2 separate regions of the Homo sapiens genome follow, and region 1 is linked to region 2. Evidence: read pairs that join two places in POLR2A ChIA-PET (ENCODE). Cell type or tissue: HepG2. All regions are shown on one strand. Links, peaks and the distances in the headings refer to the core of each region. The heading gives the core; the rest is flanking DNA. Region 1 overlaps ATXN1 (ataxin 1). Region 2 overlaps ATXN1 (ataxin 1).

What was found. ChIA-PET counts read pairs that join two places held together with the same protein. Peaks named below come from ENCODE experiments on the same cell type or tissue, not always from the same donor. Only the 100,000 strongest peaks of a DNase experiment are listed, where the experiment ranks them.
Region 1: POLR2A ChIA-PET joins it to region 2 with 5 read pairs; 9 of 35 experiments call an interaction of 5 or more read pairs at or near these places.

Annotation. Positions count from the first base shown.
Region 1 is chr6:16,669,774-16,680,007 of GRCh38, reverse strand. All of the region lies in intron 2 of ATXN1 (ataxin 1), which reads left to right. Among named protein-coding and RNA genes, the nearest start is that of ATXN1-AS1, 86 kb to the left of the region's middle. RefSeq lists an enhancer at 7,197-7,698 and a silencer at 9,233-9,312. In HepG2, for the core only: a CTCF peak has its summit at 6,161; DNase peaks (open chromatin) are centred at 2,839, 3,427 and 4,847.
Region 2 is chr6:16,723,170-16,733,403 of GRCh38, reverse strand. The region is part of intron 2 of ATXN1 (ataxin 1); the gene reads left to right. Among named protein-coding and RNA genes, the nearest start is that of ATXN1-AS1, 33 kb to the left of the region's middle. RefSeq lists an enhancer at 9,049-9,661. In HepG2, for the core only: no CTCF peak of the experiment used is centred there; DNase peaks (open chromatin) are centred at 2,393, 4,083, 5,183 and 6,433; H3K4me3 peaks cover 959 bases.

The DNA.
Region 1 (10,234 bases), core at 1,098-9,097, 54 kb after region 2:
TTTGAAAAGGCAGATAATATAGCAATCACATTAAATATTTATCTTTAAAAGAAATTATTTTAAAAATTACTCTTAATATTACCACATTATGAACTCAATAGGAGATCCTACAGTTCCTTTAACTTTAACAACAGTACATTTGTTAATATTCATTAAAGTTAAAGAAGCTTACTATTACAACAGAATGAAGTAATACTTGCTGGAAAACACCAATATTTTACTTATCTTTATCTAATCCCCCCGTTTAACTGTAGTGATACAATACTTAATTTTAAAAGAGGAATGGTTTGAATGTACAGACTTTTACATGTGTTCTTCCATTGAGTTCTTTCTTGTAGTCTAACCCAATAGTTATCACACTTCAGTGTACATGAAAAGTGCAGTAAAGGATTGTGCAGTATACATAAAATCCTGTGTGGAGTGTCTTGTGGGAAAGCCAAAGGATTTTCAAAGTTAATTTTGACTATATATGACTTTTGCTTAACTTTTGAACTTAACCGCCCACATAAAAACTCACTCCACTATATTTCCCTTCTCTTTGCCTCCCTACTTCTGTCCCCCCTTTCTCCCTTTTTTCCTTCCTCCCTTGTATTCTTCCATCCATCCATCCATCCATCCATCCATCCATCCATCCACCCACCCACCTATCCATCTATCTATCCTCCCATCCACCTATCCACCCACCCATATATCCATCCATCCATCCATCCATCCATCCATCCATCCATCCACCCACTAACTCATCCATCCATCCATCCACCCACCCATCCATCCATCTATTCATCCTTCCACCCATCCGTCCACCCACCCACCCATCCATTCATCTATCCTTCCATCCATCTATTCATCCATCCACCCATCCATTCATCCATCTATCTATTTGTCCATCCATCCACCCTCCCACCTATCCATCCATCTATTCATCCATCCATCCATCTTTTCTTCCATCACTCCTTTCTTTTTTTTTTTTTGAGATGGAGTTTCACTCTTGTTGCCCAGGCTGGGGTGCAGTGGCGTGATCTCGGCTTACCGCAACCTCTGTCTCTCGAGTTCAAGCGATTCTACTGCCTCAGCCTCCCAAGTAGCTGGGATTATAGGCATGCTCCACCACAGCCAGCTAATTTTGTATGTTTTTGTAGAGATGGGGTTTCACCATGTTGGTCAGGCTGGTCTCGAACTCCTGACCTCAGGTGATCCACCCGCCTCGGCCTCCCAAAGTGCTGGGATTACAGGCGTGAGCCACCGCACCCAGCCCCTTCACTCCTTTCTTTTTCTCTTTCCCTGCCTTCCTTTTGATAAATTAACTTAAACATTTTTTTTGGTGAAATTAATATGGTGATGTCTACTTATATTTAAATCAGAAAATTATTAGTATGCTGAATATTCCAATCTCTTAGGAATGATAAAAATATTCTATAAAGGTCAATCTTAATTCCACATCCTATGTTCCTACTCAGCTTTCTGTCTCTGATTTCTCATTTTTAGCTGGGAACATCCCAGCCAAAAGACAGCCAGGTTCTCTGTGAGCATAGCATATCAAACTAACTGTAAGAAAATAACATTTTGGCTTAAAAGCCATCTTCTAATATAAGATAGAATAAAAATGATAATGATTGGTATACTATGTGGCATTGTTAGTAAGAATTTGAAGTAAGATTTACCTAAATCGCTGAAAATATTGAATAGTTGGCTGAGACTTTAGAATTGGTACAAACATGTACATTTTCTCAAAATCAAAAGAATTAAAATAGATATCCAAGAAGTCAGATTATGAAAAAATAAGATAGTCAACGGAAATCCTAAAAGTAACTTAAACATTGGCATTGGACATATTTCATTTGTATTTCTGCCATAGAAGAGTTAAGTTAATGTGCATTTTTGCCATGCAATGGCAAAATGAAGAGACTTTTTTTTCCCTTCTTTTTGCTCTTGGTAAAATTAAGTGGCAAAGAAAAGATAGCTCTGAGGTTATTGCTAGAATTTTGTGCTAAAAACATTTTGGCTAGAGCAGCAAGTTTTTAGGCAAACAGCCCCTGATAAAAGTTGCAAGAAAAAAATCTCATTCGAGTGCACCAAACACTTTTCAGATGACCATTTAATTTTTTTAAGTTGCATAAACAATTTCAAGTGCACTGTAAATATAGAAAATAGGGTATGATAGTTGACAGAAACAGAATGAATTAAGAGCAGTAATAGAAAATTGTAAACAATTATATCTGAATTTCATCAGTTGTCTTGCTTACATTCACAATTAGTCATCCCGTGAAAGACATAGGTGAACATTTAGCTGCTTAAAAAGGAATTAGCTGCTTGAAAGGACAAATGTTCATGTTAAATTTCATGAAGACTAACCTTCAGCAGACAACGGCACAAATGTGTCAGCTTTTTCTGGTGTGAATGAAGCAAGATACAGGCAAAACAGATGAGATAAATAGGACTTGGAAAAAAAATTCTACTATACAAGTTTTGTATCCCCATCTTTTTGCTCTTTGTGGAGCACCTACTGGAAACCACTCCTGACCTAATGATGAGGACACAGAGAGAAAATTCAATAAGCAATGGCCTGAAAAATAATTTTTATCTAAGTATTAGATAAACGCAGTAGCATATTTGACTTGTAAAAATAACATGGCTAGGCTTTGTATGCCTCCCTGTCCTCTTACCTACGTGGGATTTTCAAATAGCACTGATTCTGGGGAGGGGAATCAAAAAATAGAAGACTCCCCTCTCCCAGAGCACACGTAATTAATGCCTGTGTTGCAGCTGGGAGCTCTCTGCCAGCAGAGTTCTTTGCTCGTCATCTCTCAGCGCTCACCCACATTCCCCTTGATTCACACCGTATTGTTTGTTTACATGTTTGTCTCCCTGACTCAGGTTGGAAATCTTTAAGGACAAGGACAACCTCTTGTTCCTTTTTACATTTCCCATGGTGCTTTGCTCGCAGTGGCCACTACAGACATGATTCATTCATTGTTTTAAAAAAAGTGTTAACTAGTTAAGTGAAAATAAAATGAAACAGCAAAATGAGACAAACGCCTAGATCTGAAAGGCTACAAAATACAGCAGAGGGTTCAGTGGACATAAGAGGAAAGGAACACAATGATATCCCCAATCTTGTGATGGAATAGAAAAAAAAAAAGTGATTGGTGTTGATGTAACACTTTTCTTGGCCAGTTGAACATTCCAGAGTAGAGGTCAGTTTTGTAGTTAAATCTGGTAGGAAGATGTTTCCAACCAGAAGGAATCATACTAAAATTATTTTATCACAACAAGCAGTCCATAACCGAAACTTTAATTTGTGAGTTGGGAATCAGGATAGGAAACCCAATTTTATATTCTTTTTATAGGAAGAAGAATCCATTCCACCACTCAGACTGCTTTCCTCTTTCATAATCGTGGCATACTCTGCCATTGTTTGTTTATTTTCCCCACAACTAGATGGAGAGTGCAAGGACCATATTTTACTCATGTGTATCCTCAGGGCCTAGCACAAAGTAGGCACTCAGTAATGAAGAAGTAAGATGTTTCAATGTCCCTAACATTTAAAAGGATGTATGAAACTAGTGCTAATACCAGAAAGAGTTGGTTTTCATAGGCTGTTAATTGTGGGTTTTGAAATAATGTACTACTTTGTACATTGATTTTATACAACTGTGTTATATACTTCAGTAACTTTCAAGGTAAAAAGTTAGAGGTTATTAAATCTGGCAGGGTCTTAAAACCTGAGTCTCAGTCCATGTAAGAGCATTCTTTTGCTCTTCTTGACTAGCCATGTAAAAGGGTGAATGTAAGTTAGTGAATTATCTTTTAGAAATCTTCAGTTGTATATATATTTTTTTCATCGAATTGCAAACTCACTCACACTTACCAATGTAATACTACCCTGTTGATGAGCATTAGTAGCCTTATTTGGGTAGCCAGATTAGAGACACAGGCTTCATGGTGTTACCTGCCTTGATGTTTTCATTCATAATGCAGCATTTGGGAATGCAGCATTTTTCTATATTGGAGACATGTATGATGATGTGTATGTTCCTTCCCCATAACCCTGTCCGCTTCTCCTTTGGCAGTGTCTTGCATCACAATTTTATTTTATTTTTATTTATTTATTTATTTTTTGAGAAAGAGTCTCACTCCGTCACCCAGGCTGGAGTGCAGTGGTGCAATCTTGGCTCACTGCAGCCTCCACCTCCCAGGTTCAAGTGATTCTCCTGCCTCAGCCTCCCGAGTCGCTGGGACTACAGGTATGCACCACAATGCCTGGCTAATTTTTTTTATATATTTTTTTTAGTAGAGATGGGGCTTCACCATGTCAGTCAGACTGGTCTTGAACTCCTGACCTCAAATGATCCGCCAGCCTCAGCCTCCCAAAGTGCTGGGATTACAGGCGTGAGCCACCGCACCTGGCCTCCAATTTTAAATATATGTAGGCTCCATCTCCACCTCTCCCTGAAAAAACTTTCCCTGCTCCTTTCGCCTTCATGTGTGCCATAAGTTGACTGCCATCAGGCCAATATCATTACATATAAATTCCCTCCACCCTTCGTTTTAATTTTAAAATATCTGAAAGGGGGAAAGGGAGAAGATTCCCTAATGAGTATGTTGTGTGATTCAGGACCTTGGCTCTTAGATCCTCAGTCATGTGATATTTTCAGATTTTATGGGACTATGGTGCAATTGAAGAAAGGCTTTTGACAGAAAATGTGAAATGATGAAGTCTTAGCACGGACTCATACGGCAGTATTTGATTGCGGGTTAATCTCCAAACGTTGAAATAAAGTGGATCTGTTAAAAAGCCATTGGTTACTTTCAGTTGCCAGGGGTGTGTATGCTCACATTCCTGGAAGCACATTCTATAAAGTCACCAATCTACAACACAGACACCCACCTCCCCCTAGACTTCAGAGAGCTCTGCTGGGCTGCAGCTTTCTACCAAAAGAGTTGTGTGCCTCTGAATTTCACATCCAACCTTGGAAGCTGCAGTCTGTTTAAGATTTCAGAAAGAATGGGGGCTATGTTTCCAGTTTACTGCTTTGTTATTTTGAAATTGAAAGTCTGAGCAGAATTCAGAACTACACAAAACAGGATCTTTTCACATGTTTGTTTAAGTCATGTTCTTGGCAAAAACTTGCTGAGGAAATGATCTGTTTCTCTAGGAGCATTGATTTCTTACTCCAGTACAGTGGCCATTTCCCAGGATCTCATTCCAAACCATCTGTTTTGCCATCAGAGCCAGCCTTTCAGTGAATGATCTCTTTGGTCTACACTGTGCTAAACCTTCTGATTGAAAGGATTTTTATTAATGAAATCTAGGTAATAAAGTTGCAGTGAACTTTAGGAAGTTCTCTGTAGGCAGGGCGTGGTGGCTCAAGCCTATAATCCCAGCATTTTCGGAGGCCAAGGTGGGCAGATCATGAGGTGAGGAGTTTGAGACCAGCCTAGCTAATACAGTGAAACCCCGTCTCTACTAAAAATACAAAAAAAAAAAAAATTAGCTGGGCGTGGTGGTGGGCGCCTGTAATCCCAGCTACTTGGGAGGCTGAGGCAGGAGAATCGCTTGAACCCATGAGGCGGAGCTTGCAGTGTTGCAGTGAGCCGAGATCACACCACTGCACTCCAGCCTGGCAACAGAGCGAGACTCCGTCTCAAAAAAAAAAAAAAAAAAAAAAAAGAAAGTTCTCTGTAACAGTCAAATAGCAAGTGCTGACCTCTGTCGCCTCTGTAGCAGCAGTATGGATGAATTGTGAGCTTGTTGGCTAGGTTGGGCTGCGGGTCATTGTGGAAAAGCCATGTTTCCCTTGCCTGTGGCTGGGAATAAGTATAGTGGGGCCATTTTAAAAAAAAGTCCTGTGGTTGAATTCTGAGTTTGAGCTGTTTTAAAATGTCAAACAGACTGAATCCTTGGGAGACTCATTTGAATGAGACCAGCAGCAATGTAAGAATATATATATATATAAAACACGTTAGAGCATTTCCATGTATGGGAGGGAACTGATGGAGAGAACACAGACCACCACATTAACTGCCACATGCTGTCAACCAGTGGATCTCAACTGGGGACCATTTTGCCCTCTCAGGACATTTGGCAATGTTTGGAGACACTTTTTGATCGTCCCAAATGGGAAAACAAGGTAGCAATACTGGCATCTAGTGAGTAGAGGCCAGAAATGCTGCTGAACATCCTGCAATGGGGCTGGGGGCATTGGCTCACACCTGTAATCCCAGCACTTTAGGAGGTCGAGGCAGGAGGATCGCCTGAGCTCAGGAGTTTGAGGCTGCAGTGAGCTGTGATGGCGTCACTACACTCCAGCCTGGGCAGCAGAGTCAGGGGTCTCTTGAATGAATGAATGAATGAATGATTTTTAAAAATCAATCAATCAATCAATATCATATCCTACAATGCACCAAACAGTCCTCTGCCTCAACCAAGGATCATCTGGCCCAAAATGTTAATAGTGCTGGAGTTGAGAAACCCTGCCTTAGACCCTTTCCTTCTCATAGTTTCCAAGCTGATAAATCAGCCTGCCTTGACAAAGGTGAGGAGGTAAGCTGCAGGCGTGAGTGGGAAGAGCAGGATAAGGAAGGAAACGGAGAAAAGAGGTAGCAGCATTGCATGAAAATAAACTACCCGGGCCATATCCCATTTGTGCCAAATTAATATTTGGGATTCTGTCTTTATGTGTTTGGTAAAGCCGGAAAGTATGTGGGTGGCTGGCTGGGCCATGGCCTTTGTGTTAGAGGTGACCTGAGTTTCTTCAAAGCACCTGTGTTAGTTTTTCATTGCTGCTGTAACAACTTATCAGGAACTTTGTGGCTTAAAGCAACTGTTTTTATCTGACAGTTCTGCAGGTCAGAAATCCAATACAGGTCTCACCAGGCTGAAATCAAAGTGTCAGCCAGGCTCATTCTCTGTAGGGACTCTAGAGAATAATTCATATCCTTGCCTTTTCCGTTTTCTTTCTTTTCTTTTCTTTTTTTTTTTTTTTTGGCGGGGGGGAACGGAGTCTCATTCTGTCGCCCAGGCTGGAGTGCAGTGGCACATATTGGCTCAGTGCCACCTCCGTCTCCAAGGTTCAAGCAATTCTCCTGCCTCAGCCTCCCAAGTAGCTGGGAGTAGCCCAGCACCATACCCAACTAAATTTTATATTTTTACTAGAGTGGGGTTTCTCCATGTTGGCCAGGCTGGTCTCGAACTCTCGACCTCAGGCGATCCACCCGCCTCGGCCTCCCAGAGTGCTGGGATCACAGGCATGAACCATCGTGCCTGGCCCACCTTTTTCCATTGTCTAGATGCCATTGTATTTCTTGGCTCCTGGCCCCTTCCCCTATCTTCAAAGCCATCAATGTTGCATCTCTCTGTGCTGTGTTTCCATAGTTGAATCTTCCTCTGACACTTCTTCCTCCTTCTCAGACTTTTAAACTTCCTTGCGATTACATTGGACCCACCTGTATCATCTCCCCATCTCCAGATCCTTAATGTCATCACATCTGTGAAATCGCTTTTACCACGAATTCACAGACTGATTCTGGGGATTAGGACGTGGGTATGTTTGAAGGTCCCTTGTTGTGCCTACCACAGACTCCAAGGCATTTACTAGAGCCACATTTTGCTGACTTGAGCTAGATGTAGCAAAAGAAGTGTTATAAAAATGGGTTTTTAAAAAAGCCTTTTTTTTTCCTGTGGTATAATTTTAGTGTTTAGAAGTAATTTTTCTTTTAATGCAGTATGACACAGAAAACATTTGGAGGATGTTGAAAAGTAATTGTTTAAATTGGCAAAGACACATTTCAGTAAGGGAGTAAACAAGAGGGAAACGTGTTGGGGGGAAAGGTGTGGGGAGGAAACTCTAGACCAGAGGCCCTAGGACTTGAATATACAACTTAGTCCTGTTGAAAATTCAGATTCCTGGGCCTTAAAGTATGTTAAATAGGTCAGGGGTGGGGCCCAGGAGTTGTACTTTTAACGAGCACCCTCCTGTGATTCATTTAACATAAAAGGTCCTTGGCTCACACTTGGAGAAACACTGCTGTAGAAACTCAAATACCTATTTTAAAACAAAGGTACATTTTAATCATTTAGTTTAAAATGAAATCATTGCATAATACTGATGTTAGAGGTTAGAATAAACATGTACTTAAGTTCTTGATATTCTTGTCATTTCAGTTACATGTCAGGGAATGTGATTTGTGTTTTGACGTATTCAAATCCTTGTCATATTCAACCATATTCGTATTCAAAATATATAATGATTTTGACCCTTGATTGTTCGAATTAAGACTGTCATCTTTTCTGTGTGATTAACTCTTGTGTTGATATAAATATGCCTTTGGCTTACTAATGTTCAGTAAGAACTAATGACTCTTGGGAATGTTAATAGACTCTGTGAGTCCCTTTTTAATCATTTGTAACCAGGCTGTCATTCCATGTTTGTTTGGAAGCTTAGAGATAACATTTATGAACTTTGTGACACATAGTAGTTGCTCAATAAATGTTAACTGTAGAAACACATTGATTAGTTTCACTTCAGAAATAGACACTTAGAGTTCAAAATTCCCATCTGCCTAGCTCCTGAGGCCCACTTTCTTACCAGAATCTTTCCTGATACCCTCTCCTGCATAAAATGGTTCCTCTTTTGAGACTTTGTAGCTCTTTTGTACTTCTCTTATTCTGTTACGTTACTGCAAAAAAAAAAAAAAAGAAAGAAAAGAAAAGTGCCAATTGTGTACATGCTTTCCTCCCTGCTGGAATGTAAACTTTGTAAAGGCATGATCCATAGCAGATACTTCTTATTACAAACTACCTGGCAGAATTTCTTTCTAAAGAACCTACTCAGTAAGCCTGTTGGTGAACTGAGCAACATTTGGACAATTATGGCATCATCTTACAATTTTTCAGCTATTGGTTTTCACTTGTTTAGAAATGTAAAACTTTGCAAGGACTTTTATAAAAGCAAATTTCAGAATAGTTATTCACTAAGCTTTTTTATGCTAATGATGTCATGCTATCAAAAATTAGCTAGAGTAAATGGACTGTAATGAGGATGGTTTGTAATCTAGATTATATGTTCCACATGTAACATCGAAATGAAATATAAAATTGAGTTGTTGGCATGTGGTTGTGGTGAGCAGAAGCAGTTATTATACATTACTTGGTAAAATTCATATTCATATCTTGTCAGTTTACAGTGAGCCAGAGATTAAAAATAACATTTGTTTCTGTTTTAGTAACTGCTTAAAAATATCCAAAATCATTTTATTTTCTTTAGCCTGACTTCTAGTAGTGTTTTGAATATGTGGCCTTTCAAGCAGTAATGAAATGCATCAATGCGACTTGGCAGTGCCTCACAGGACATGCTTCTAGGATCATTTTTAATGATTAAAAGTCAAATTGAGTTCTAAAAAACTGACCCAAAATATAGATGAGCCAAGTAAAAACGGAAGGAAATCTGAATAAAATCTTGGTTCTTGGTCCTCTGCATGTATCCTCCACATCTGTTTTCTCCAGATCTCTTTTTTCTTGCTTGTTGATAGCACAGAGGAAGATCGCAGAGAGTAATGTACTGTATATGTTTCACATCCCCCTTCCTCTTTAGTGATAGTTTGGAGAGTATACTGCAGTCACCATGGTTTTCAGTTTGGAGAGTACAAGGATCAGATCTGTATTTTCTAGAGCCAGCTTTTGTGGCATTCTGGAGAGGTGATTGGAGAACCATGAGAGCAGGCAGACATCTGGGTGAGAGGGCACGAGGGGTGAGTGACGGCAGAGCCAGACTTGCTGGAGAGGCAGAAAGGGAAGGATTCAAGTAGCATAACCAGGAAATAGAATTGATAGGATTTGGTCCCTGCTGACCTGTGGAATAAGGGGGAAGGCAGAGGAGTTGATTCTAGTATTTCTAAGTTGGGCCACTTAGTGATATTGGGGTACCAGGAACAGGCTTAGTGGACCCACAGAAGTGACCAGACCCAGGAGTCTCTCTGAGCGCCCACCCTGGCTTCTCTGTGTTGGCTTACCCTTTCTTGGTTGGGGGTCATGGGGTGGTCAGCTTCAGTGGTGTGGTCTGAGGTGACAGGTGCTCAGGAGTGAGGACAGGGAGTAGACATCACCAATGTGAATGTGGAGGTAGGCAACAAGAGTTATTCTAGAACTGACAAATTTAATATATTTTGCTGACTGCTGAGTTCCATTTGGACAAATACCTAATGCATTTGGGGCTTAAAACCTAGATGACGGGTT
Region 2 (10,234 bases), core at 986-8,985:
TTTTTTGTAGAGACAGGGTCTTGCTATGTTGCCAAAGCTTGTCTCGAACTCTTGGCCTCAAGCCATCCTCCCGCCTCGGCCTCCCAAAGTGTTGGGATTACAGACATGAGCTGCCGTGCCTGGCTGACTTGTGGTTCTTAATAGTGTGGCTCTTAAAATAGCAAACATTTTTGGGAACCAATGTGAGGGCACTTCATAACACAATCAAAAACCATTAAGTGGAATATGTTAAGATAATGTAACCTTGTTGTTGTCCCTTAATGCTTTAATGCAGGCTTTCAGCAAGTAGTAATACCTGGTATGGTGGGTGTAAAACTCAGAATGGGTCCCGGCATGGCAGGAATAAGAGAATTCTTTCATCGGTTGGAAAATATGTTTGAATAATTCACTACATTTAAAAAATAGGTAAAGAGGCTTTTGGTTTTGGTTGCAAATTGCACTCATCCATGGAAGTTTTTCAAGGGCCATACAATTCTGTAGATGGAGGTGGCAATTTAATGCAGTCTTAGCTGTTTAGGATTTAGAACTATGTTACTTTTAATTTACTTCCATGAAATTACAAAAACATGTAATGAAGCTAAAAAGATTTCAAAAGAAGCACATCTAGTCAAACATAAAAGTACTTAATAAGGGCATACATGTAGAAGTATATTAGTCTTTGCACATATTTACATATGTATGTTTTGGTTGCTTAATATTTTTCAAGTGCTGCATGCATTTGTATGTGTAAATACAGTGTGCACCCTTTATAGAACTAGTGTTGGGGGACTCTTTTATCAGCTATTATGATTTGGAGCTTTATCAAATGGAGTGATTTTTTTTTGTGTGTGTGTGAGATGGAGTCTCACTCTGTTACCCAGACTTGAGTGGAGTGGTGCCATCTCGGCTTATTGCAACCTCTGCCTCCTGAGTTCAAGCAATTCTCCTGCCTCAGCCTCCAAAGTAGCTGGAATTACAGGCACCCATTAGCACGCCTGGTTAATTTTTGTATTTTCAGTAGAGACGGGGTTTCACCATGTTGGCCAGGCTGGTCTCAAACTCCTGACCTCAAGTGATCCACCTGCCTCGGCCTCCTAAAGTGCTGGGATTACAGGCGTGAGCCACCACACCCGGCCGGAGTGATATTTTCCAATGGTCATGATTCTGGCCTGTAACACCAAGCAGTATAACGATGAGATTGAAGTGTGACCATGTGCGTCTGCCTATTTTTATGTTCTATCTCATCTTTTTGCTTGGAGAAAAATTATGTTGAAAGACTACAGTGTGCCTATAAAGCTTCAAATATGAAAAAAGAGCTACATATGACACTTTGTTGCAGTTAGTCCATTGTCTCAAAAACATGCTATAAAAATATGACAACTAGAAAAGTCTTGGCAAATGTAGCATGAGTGTTGCCGGTTTAAAAGCCGTGTTTGAGTACTCTAAAGTACTTTTCTGTGACAGCTATTACTATAGGAATTGGCACCAGCTAAGAAAATTTACAGTTTAATACTTTAGAGCAAATAATTGCTTAGGGTGCTTTAAATAGCACAGGAAATGTGTAGAGTGTTTACTTGACATTTGCTATATTGAACACTAATACTGAAACAGATTCTTTGACCACAGAGAATGCCAGTGTAGGAGGGGTGGGGGTAGGTGGGAGAAAGAGGCGGAGAAGGAAACGGCAATACAATTAGATAAAAATTAAATGACAAATGTACTTTTTCATGATACAGAGATATCATGGGGAAAAATGCCCATTTGTTTGATCAAGTAATCTTCTAGTGTGGTAGCAGAAAGCAAAGTACAGACAACTTCCTGGGATTAGGTTCCTCCTGCTAAAGGCTGTCTTCACCAGAAGGTCAAAGCCTTGCAGCCCTTGGTCGCTCTGGTTTATTTTTCAAGCTCCTGAAAGCAAGAGGAATGACCTCCGTTTTTATTAAAAAAAAAAAAAAAAAAAAAAAAAAAAAGAAAAGAAAAAAAAAGCCTCTCTCGTTATCTGTCTAATCTGCACATGCTTGTGATTTTTTTTTATGACGACTCTGATGCCCTCATTTCTCATTGCAGCTCAGTGCTTGTGATGTTTTTTTCCCCTGAATGCATCTTGCACTCCCAGAATCTTCTTTTCATTCTTCCCTGGCTCTGTTAATACGGGTCTTATCTTAGAACGGGGTCTAGTGCAGTTTAGTGTAGCTCTTACATGCAGAGCATTTTTTTTTTGCACAAACTGCTTCTCGTGGATTGTGATTCAGTTGCACTTAAAGGGAAAAATAGAGTATATTTTAGGCTACTAAACCTCCTTCCATTTGTAGGCATTTGAGCCAGTTATACAGTGTCTTTCAGGGAGTTTTACATGCATATGTTAATAACCAGTGGCACCTGTGATAGGTCCAGGAATGTGAAATTGTGCAACGTTAATGACATTTGTCCAAGCTTCTTCCTTCTATCTTGTCAATATGAGCTACTTTTAAATACACAAAGGAATTTTGAAAACACCAATCAAAAGTCAAAATTTCACCCTGCAGCATGGCCCGGCACCCAGAACACTCAGCAAGAGGAAGGTCTGTATTTATGGCTTTTCCACTGACTTGAAATTTGACCTGGAATAAATCATGTTTAACTTCTTTATGCTTCAATTAGCTTTTGAAAGATATGTGTGGTTGTGTTTAGCCAGTGGAAAGGCAATAACTGAAGTTCACAACGAAAGGAGAACTTGAAGGGAAATTTTGTTAGGAAAGAACAGTGGGCAAGAATACAATCTTCAGGCAGGGTGCTATTCCTAAAAAGTCTTGGTACACATGGTTCCTAAGGAAGGTGGGACATTTTCTTATAATATTCTTTCTGTATTTTGTAGAATTAAGAAATATATTATTGTACATAAATATTTTATATTACATTATATATGTATAAATACATTTATATATATATATATATATACATACTGTTTTACCCTTTAACTCCAGAAAGCTTTGCGTTCACACATCTTTTTCCCTAACTTCTACCTATAAAGGGATTTTTAGTGATAATCTTGAATTTAAATTGTAATCAAGCAGTAACAAACTTCATTTAATATGCAGACATCTAATTTTATAAAGGAAATTCCAAGTTATTGTTCATTTCCATTTATTAATTTATTTATTTTGGGACGGAGCCTCACTCACTCTGTTGCCCAGGCTGGGGTGCAATGGCACAATCTCACGTCACTGTAATGTCCATCTCCCGGGTTCAGGTGATTCTCCTGCCCCAGCCTCCTGAGTAGCTGTACAGGCGTGCACCACCATGCCCGACTAATTTTTGTATTTTTAGTAGAGATTGGGTTTCACCGTGTTGGTCAGGCTGGTCTTGAACTCCTGACCTCAAGTGATCTGCCTGCCTCAGCCTCCCAAATTGCTGGGATTACAGGCGTGCGCCATCGCGCTTGGCCAATTTTTGAAGTTTCTTTTTTTAATCTGTTGCCATCTCTGAGATGAGAGGTTTTTCATTCATTTGGGGAAAAAGGAAGAAAGGTAATCAACATTTATTGAGCACCTACTGTGTGCCAAACAGACTGCTAAGCACTTAGTCCTTAAGTACCCTACGTGACTGATGTTCAGAGGGCCATTTTCTCTGTGTCAGGAATCAGGTGGGAGGGCCAGAATCCATAGAACAAAAATATAACCGTTGCAATAGATAATTAAAAAGAGGGACCTTTTAGTTAGTGGCACCCAAAGCATCATAGTGTGGGCTGTGAGATCTCAGTAAACCAGTTGTTGGTAGGTTCCCCCAACTCAGAGACCTCCATGAGGGTTGGATGGCTGGATTGCAACATGGTGCTAAACCACATCTCCCTGGTTAAGCCATTTCAGTTATTGCCTCATTTAAGTTGCATTGCTGTAAAAGACATAGGTATGACAAGTTGCAATGCCTAAAATTCGAACGAAAGAATACAGGCTTTGAATGTTATTCAGAGCTTGACTCCGGAGTCCCAGATGCAGTTTCAGGGTGAGTAAATACAAAGCCAGCAGCTCCCAAGTTTAGATGAGAAAACATTTCAAAGAAAGCCAGCGAACGCTTATATATTTAACACAATATCCATGACTCATTTTCTCTTTGCTCTCTCAGTCCAGCCGTTATTCATTTACCGCTCACCCCACAGGAAAGCTCCTTTTGAAGTCTGCCTTTGGCTACTTTGCAAAACATATAAATATACACCTTGGGAGAATAAGGGTGAGAGAGAAAAAAGGCAGAGGTCATAATTTTTAATCCTGGTTCTGCCAATAACAAACTTTGTGACCAGATACTTTGTACAGTAAAGGAGGATGTTTTTAAAACCCATTCTCAGTTGCCAGAGAGGCAGGCAGTCATCATTCTGTAGGAAGACTTGTTTCAGGATTTCTCAGATGTCTGCTGTGTTTGGATTGCTGAGGTCCCTAAAGAACCTTCCCTTTGAGTCAGCTCGACTAGGCTTTTGGAAGTAGCCCTGGAGGTGTGATAGCACCTTAAAAATTCTTAGTAACTAGGAATAAATAGAAGGAGAATGGGAAGGAATAGAAGCTGGGTGACGGGGAAGGGAATGCCAAGCTGTCCTGCAGCTGGGATCCACACTTGGTGAAGGTTGTGCCTGCGTCCCTCATCTGTGGTTGGGTATACCAGAATTTTGATATCTCTCTAGTTCGAATACCAGCCTTGACATTTACCACCTTGGCCAAGTCCCTGAACCTATCTGTGCCTCAGTTTCTTCATCTGAAGAGTGGGGATTATAGTCAATGTAAGGACTAAGAAAATCAATATACGTAATACCCCTAGTATTCACACTTCACCTGCTATGATGATATTACCATTCTCCTTTGGAGTTTTCTAACTTATTTGTGTAGCATTTAGGGCAAAATACCAGGCATATGGGTGATGGCGTGTAGTGGAGTTGGTGAGAGGGAGACCTTGAGTTGTAGAAAGGGTGGGCAGAACCTGGTTTCTGTCCTACATCCCAGATGTTGCCCATACATATCCTGTTTGTTTCTGACCACCCTGCTTTGCTGTGAGGGTTCCCAGCCCCTCTGCCTTTACCTGTCCTCATTCTGCCCCACTGTCCATGCCCAGCATGAATCTCCACTTCTCCGGGACGGAAAGTTTTCCCCAGCTGCTTCAGCCCAAACCAACTTCCCTCCCCACTGCCCTGTGCGCACAGCTTATTTGATCATGTCATTTATTGCTTCATTTTGTGGCTTAGATGTCTTGCGTCCCAGTCAGACTCCATGTGACTGGAGGCCTTTGCCTCCTTTCAGCTCCAGGGTAGTGTGGCAGAAAGAGCAAGGAGCAGGGAGGGAAGGGACCTGCTCTCTTCTCCAGCCCTTTCTCTGTGATAAACTCAGCATGCTCCAGGCGTTTAATCTCTGTAATCCTCACAGCCTCCTCATGCAAAATGAGGGTCTAGACCAAGTGACCTCTACAGCTGCCCTTGCAGCTTCCCCATTTTAGAGTAGTAGATGGTGAATAAGTATGGCCCGAATGAATGAACAAATGTGCAGTCTCAAGTTGGTCAGTTGTGGCTTAAATTATTTTTGTGCCCACTGGCATCTCGGCTTGGTAAATGGAGGAAACGGTCTCTGACGAATTTTCACTTTCAGTAGACAGAAATTTTGTTAATTTTGATCATTTTATAGTCCGAATTTGTGGACACATTGAATTAATATTTATATTAGTAATATGTCTAAGAAGAAAAGATTTTTTATGCTAACAAATAATATAAATAATGTCACAGACTAATAACAGCTAAGAGTCAGTAATAAAGGAAATTTGTTTTTAAGCACTTTGGAAGTTCCTGTTTGCATGCATTATATGATTATATATACATAATTTGTATTACATTATTATATAAGCTCTCTTAGTCTATTCATTAAGTAATTTGATGATCATTTTGAAATTTTTTTATAAGTACTTAAGAGAGTTAAAACTATATTTCTTCTTGAAACATTGTAATTTGGACTTGTTTTCTTATTCATATTAGATGTCTTCTCTGAGCCCAGTTACTGAGTATGTAGTAACTTTTTTGTGTGTTACAATAATTGACAGAGACGGTGGTTCAAATTTTCAGCATCAAACCTCACTTTGGAATTATTTATTTCCATTTTTTCTCTTACCTACTAGTATATATGGATCCAAAATTAATTGCTTTTTTATTATATTTAATACATCTATTTGCTTTGTGGTTTTACTGATACTTGAAAATTGTAAACAATTATGAAAGATTTTGAACTTTAATCATCTTAATTTGCTTAATTAACATAATTTACTAGAGGAGAGAAAGAGAAAACAGACTTGGTTACTTATTTATGTTTGTAACCACCTTTGTATATGTAGTAACACCAGAGCAGGCACTTCATAATTGAAAAGGCTTTAGGGTAATAAGTCACTGTCTGTTTCAAACTGTGATGACTTTCTGGAAAAAATAGCTTTTGTAATATTTGTCATACTGGCCCAGATCCAGAAAGTAGTATGTTCAGTGTCTAATTGTACTCCATATGGCCTGAACTCTTGAGCAATCCATCTGAAGTAGGACCCTGTTAAGAAATTATTCTTTGTTTTTTTTTGAGATGAAGTTTCGCTCTTGTCGCCCAGGCTGGAGTGCAATGGCATGATCTTGGCTCACTGCAACCTCCACCTCCCGGCTTCAAGCGATTCTTCTGCCTCAGCCTCCTGAGTAGAGTAGCTGGGATTACAGGCACCCAGCTGTTTTTTGTCTTTTTAGTAGAGATGGAGTTTCACCGTGTTGGCCAGGCTAGTCTTGAACTCCTGACCTCAAGTGATCCACCCGCCTCGGCCTCCCAAAGTGCTGGGACTATAGGTGTGAGCTACCGGGCCCGGCCAAGAAATTATTCTATGTCATACATAATTGGGTGCAAGAGGTCTTAGTAATTTGCATTTTAAAATGATAATTGGTATCATCTACGAAGAGAAGTTCTACCTTAGTGTTTTAGTTTAGCAGTGACACTAAGATATTATACATATGAAAATCTCTTAATGTTAGTGGGCAGAACTGGGAACCCTTCCCTTTTTTTTTTTTTTTTTGAGACAGAGTCTTGCTCTGCCACCCAGACTGGAGTGCAGTGATGCAATCTTGACTCACTGCAGCCTCTGCTCCCCCGGGTTCCAGCGATTCTCTTGCCTCAGCCACCTGTGTAGCTGGGATTACAGGCACACGCCACCACGCCCAGCTAATTTTTGTATTTTAGTAGAGATGGGGTTTTGCCATGTTGGCCAGGCTGGTCTTGAACTCCTGACCTCAGGTGATCCGCCTGCCTTGGCCTCCCAAAGTGCTGGGATTACAGGCATGAGCCACTGTGCCCGGCTGGAACCCCTCCCTCTTACAGTTCACAGGGTATAAGAAGCTACTTTCTAGGGCTTCATCTTAATATGGTGATTGAGTTCTATATTATGGCCAAAAGGAAAATTATGTGGGTATTGTGGGGAGGAGGAGTCAGAGGGCTAGGGGCAAAGCGGGCAGAGAAATATCAGCTGCCTTTATTTAGCAAATATTTACCAGTCGTTCCTGCCCATATGCACTTGTTCCTTGTGTACTTGGATCTGAATTGATTAAAAAGGTCTGTATGTATTGAGTCTTTTCCCTTAGGAGCGCTTAAGCTTTCTTTTGATGCTTTTTTTCTCTTCCTTTAAAATGGTGCAGGAAAATGTTGGAATAAACATAGTCAGCTTGTGAAAGGATGATTCTCTCCCTTATCTGGGCATAAATATTGTTGAATGTGAGAATGTGGGAGTAGCTACTGGGCCAAATATGCACAATGAGTGCAAGTGATTATTGACCTTACTGATGAGAGGAAGGAAGAGAAATACTTTAAAACTATTTTCACAGGGCATTTCAACCAAGATGTTTTTCTAAATTCGGTTTCTGATTCAAAAACTGGATTTAGCTCTTTTTCTTGTTTGTTTCATCTGAACAAATTTACCCTGAATTGAATGGGAGAGTGTTTCTTAATCCCCCATGTCTTTAGCAGTGAGTCATTTCCATGTTGTTGAGACATTTTCTAGCCTTTATTGCTGTGTGTAGTTCATGCTTTTCTCTGGATGTTTTGACTCCTTAAGGAACTCGCAATAACAAATTAACAATCACACTCCTCTGGAATGAAAACACGCAGTATCGGAGTAATAAATAGCAGTTCTCGAAACCTAAATAAACACAGAAAACTCAGCTCTCGTACTTAAGAAGGCTCTAGAGGAGTCCAGTGTCCAACATTACAAGCAAGACACACCATTTAAAGCCATAGGAAGTTAACATACTTTCATTTTAATTTTCCAAGGGATCATGTTATAAAACCATATAGCCACTTCCATTCTTCAAAACTTAATAAACGGTTAGTTTTAGTCATCTGACCTGCCTTCTCTCAAATGGATCATAATTTAGTTTAACAGGTTTGACATTAAAATAAGTTGTGTTTCTCTGGGAAACTCATGTTAGCCTGGACTTCTCCACTTCCTGTCTTTCTCTGGTGAAGCTGGTAATAGTGACTGAGCTCAGGCCATGGCGGGATCCTCACAGCCCTAAGACTAGGTGCCACCTGTGTGCTGCAACCCAGTACCAAAATAACAGGAAAAATCTAAAGTTATCCAGATAAAATATGTCAAATTATAAAGCCTCTGAGTCATGACAGTAATCAAACCTGATTCTATATCAGCAATCAAACCTGACTCTATATCAGCTTTACCAAACACTATTAATATATCCTATAATAAAAATTAAGGCGTCATTCCTCAGGTTCTTTAGCAAGTAAGTCAGTGCATCTATCTAATTTGCTAAGGCTGAAACCTATTGTACATAGAACTCGGGTCTGAATGGTTGTCCCGTAGAAAGTTTTAGAGCAGAGCAAGGTTGTAAATAGCCAGCTCCAGTGGCTGTTTTTCACCCTGTTCATGGGTTGCTTGCCCTGGTTGTATATTTAGTTGCCTGTGATGGATGGAGTGAAGTGCACAGGTCGTCTCTCAGGGGTGAACACTGGGTTTGATTAGAGGCCATTGTCATGAAAGATACTCCAGCTCTTCCATGACCATACATGCTTAGAAGAAAACTTTGATGCACAAAGAACTGAAAGCCCTAGGCACTGGAATTCCTGCTCATCAAAAAGACACCTAAAAAATTCTTTTGGAGACTTCATGAATTTTCTCTCGATTCATACTGAAGGACTGGTGCCAGTAATATTTTTCCTCTTTGCCTGTTTCAGTTTCTCATGAAGTTTTTCCATATTTAGACACACTGCCCAGTTAAAGGGAATGCCAGTCACTCGGGGTTTAAGACAATGAAGTATGTACTTCCCTCACCAATCAGTTGGGAGAGCTGATTGGGCTGAACTTCCAGTCTGAGGCATGTGAGTCACACACAGGCAGAGATTTAAATGTTATTAACATGAGAAAGATCTTTTGAACGTGAAGTCATCATGCTTGAGGTTACTTTGAACTTTCCTCATAGTCTCTTTTATGATTTGTGTAAGAATCAACATGCTTTAGTCTTATGTTAAAAAAACACAGTCGAGTGAAAATGGACATGAATTTAAAATTGCATGATAGCCAGAAACTTTTCATACTGTGGAAATGTTACACTGTGATAAACATTTAGTGAAGCTGCTTGGCTCATGGGCTATTTTTTTAATGGCTTTTGGGTTCAGAAATTTCAAAATGTCAGATTCTTTGTAATTTAAATTTCCTTCTAAGTAAGGAAGTGCACTATGTTATTAATTTTAAAAATATATATACTTAGAAGTTGAAATTGTGTAATTATCTTAATGCTCCAGAGTCTCTTTTCTGACTAAACATTGGAACTTATTCTGTTGAATGCAGGGAATTTGTCCAGAAAAGCTTAAGGAAATTTAGCCTACGAGGGGAAATGCGCTAGATTCATAAATAAAAGGTTTATCCAAAGGGGTGATATAGAACATGATTTTATCTATAAAAGATTGTACTTGAGTTTTGTCTCTTCCTCCTCCTTTTAGGATTAAGTAATGATTGTAGCTTAGTTTTTATAGTTGATTTATAGTAATAAGTTATGTGTAAGCTGACTGTGGGTAGTTGAACTCATTTCAACTGCAGAAGGATAGATTGTTGTTTAAAGGATCATACAAAAATTATTATTTTTTAATAAAATGAAAATGTCCCCAGAGATGTTACACCTGGAAACTTAAAAGTAGGAAAAATGATAATATAGTATGTTACTCTATCTCTGGAAGGAATGATCTCTCCCACTGAAAAGTAAATAGTCCAAAGTTTACAATGT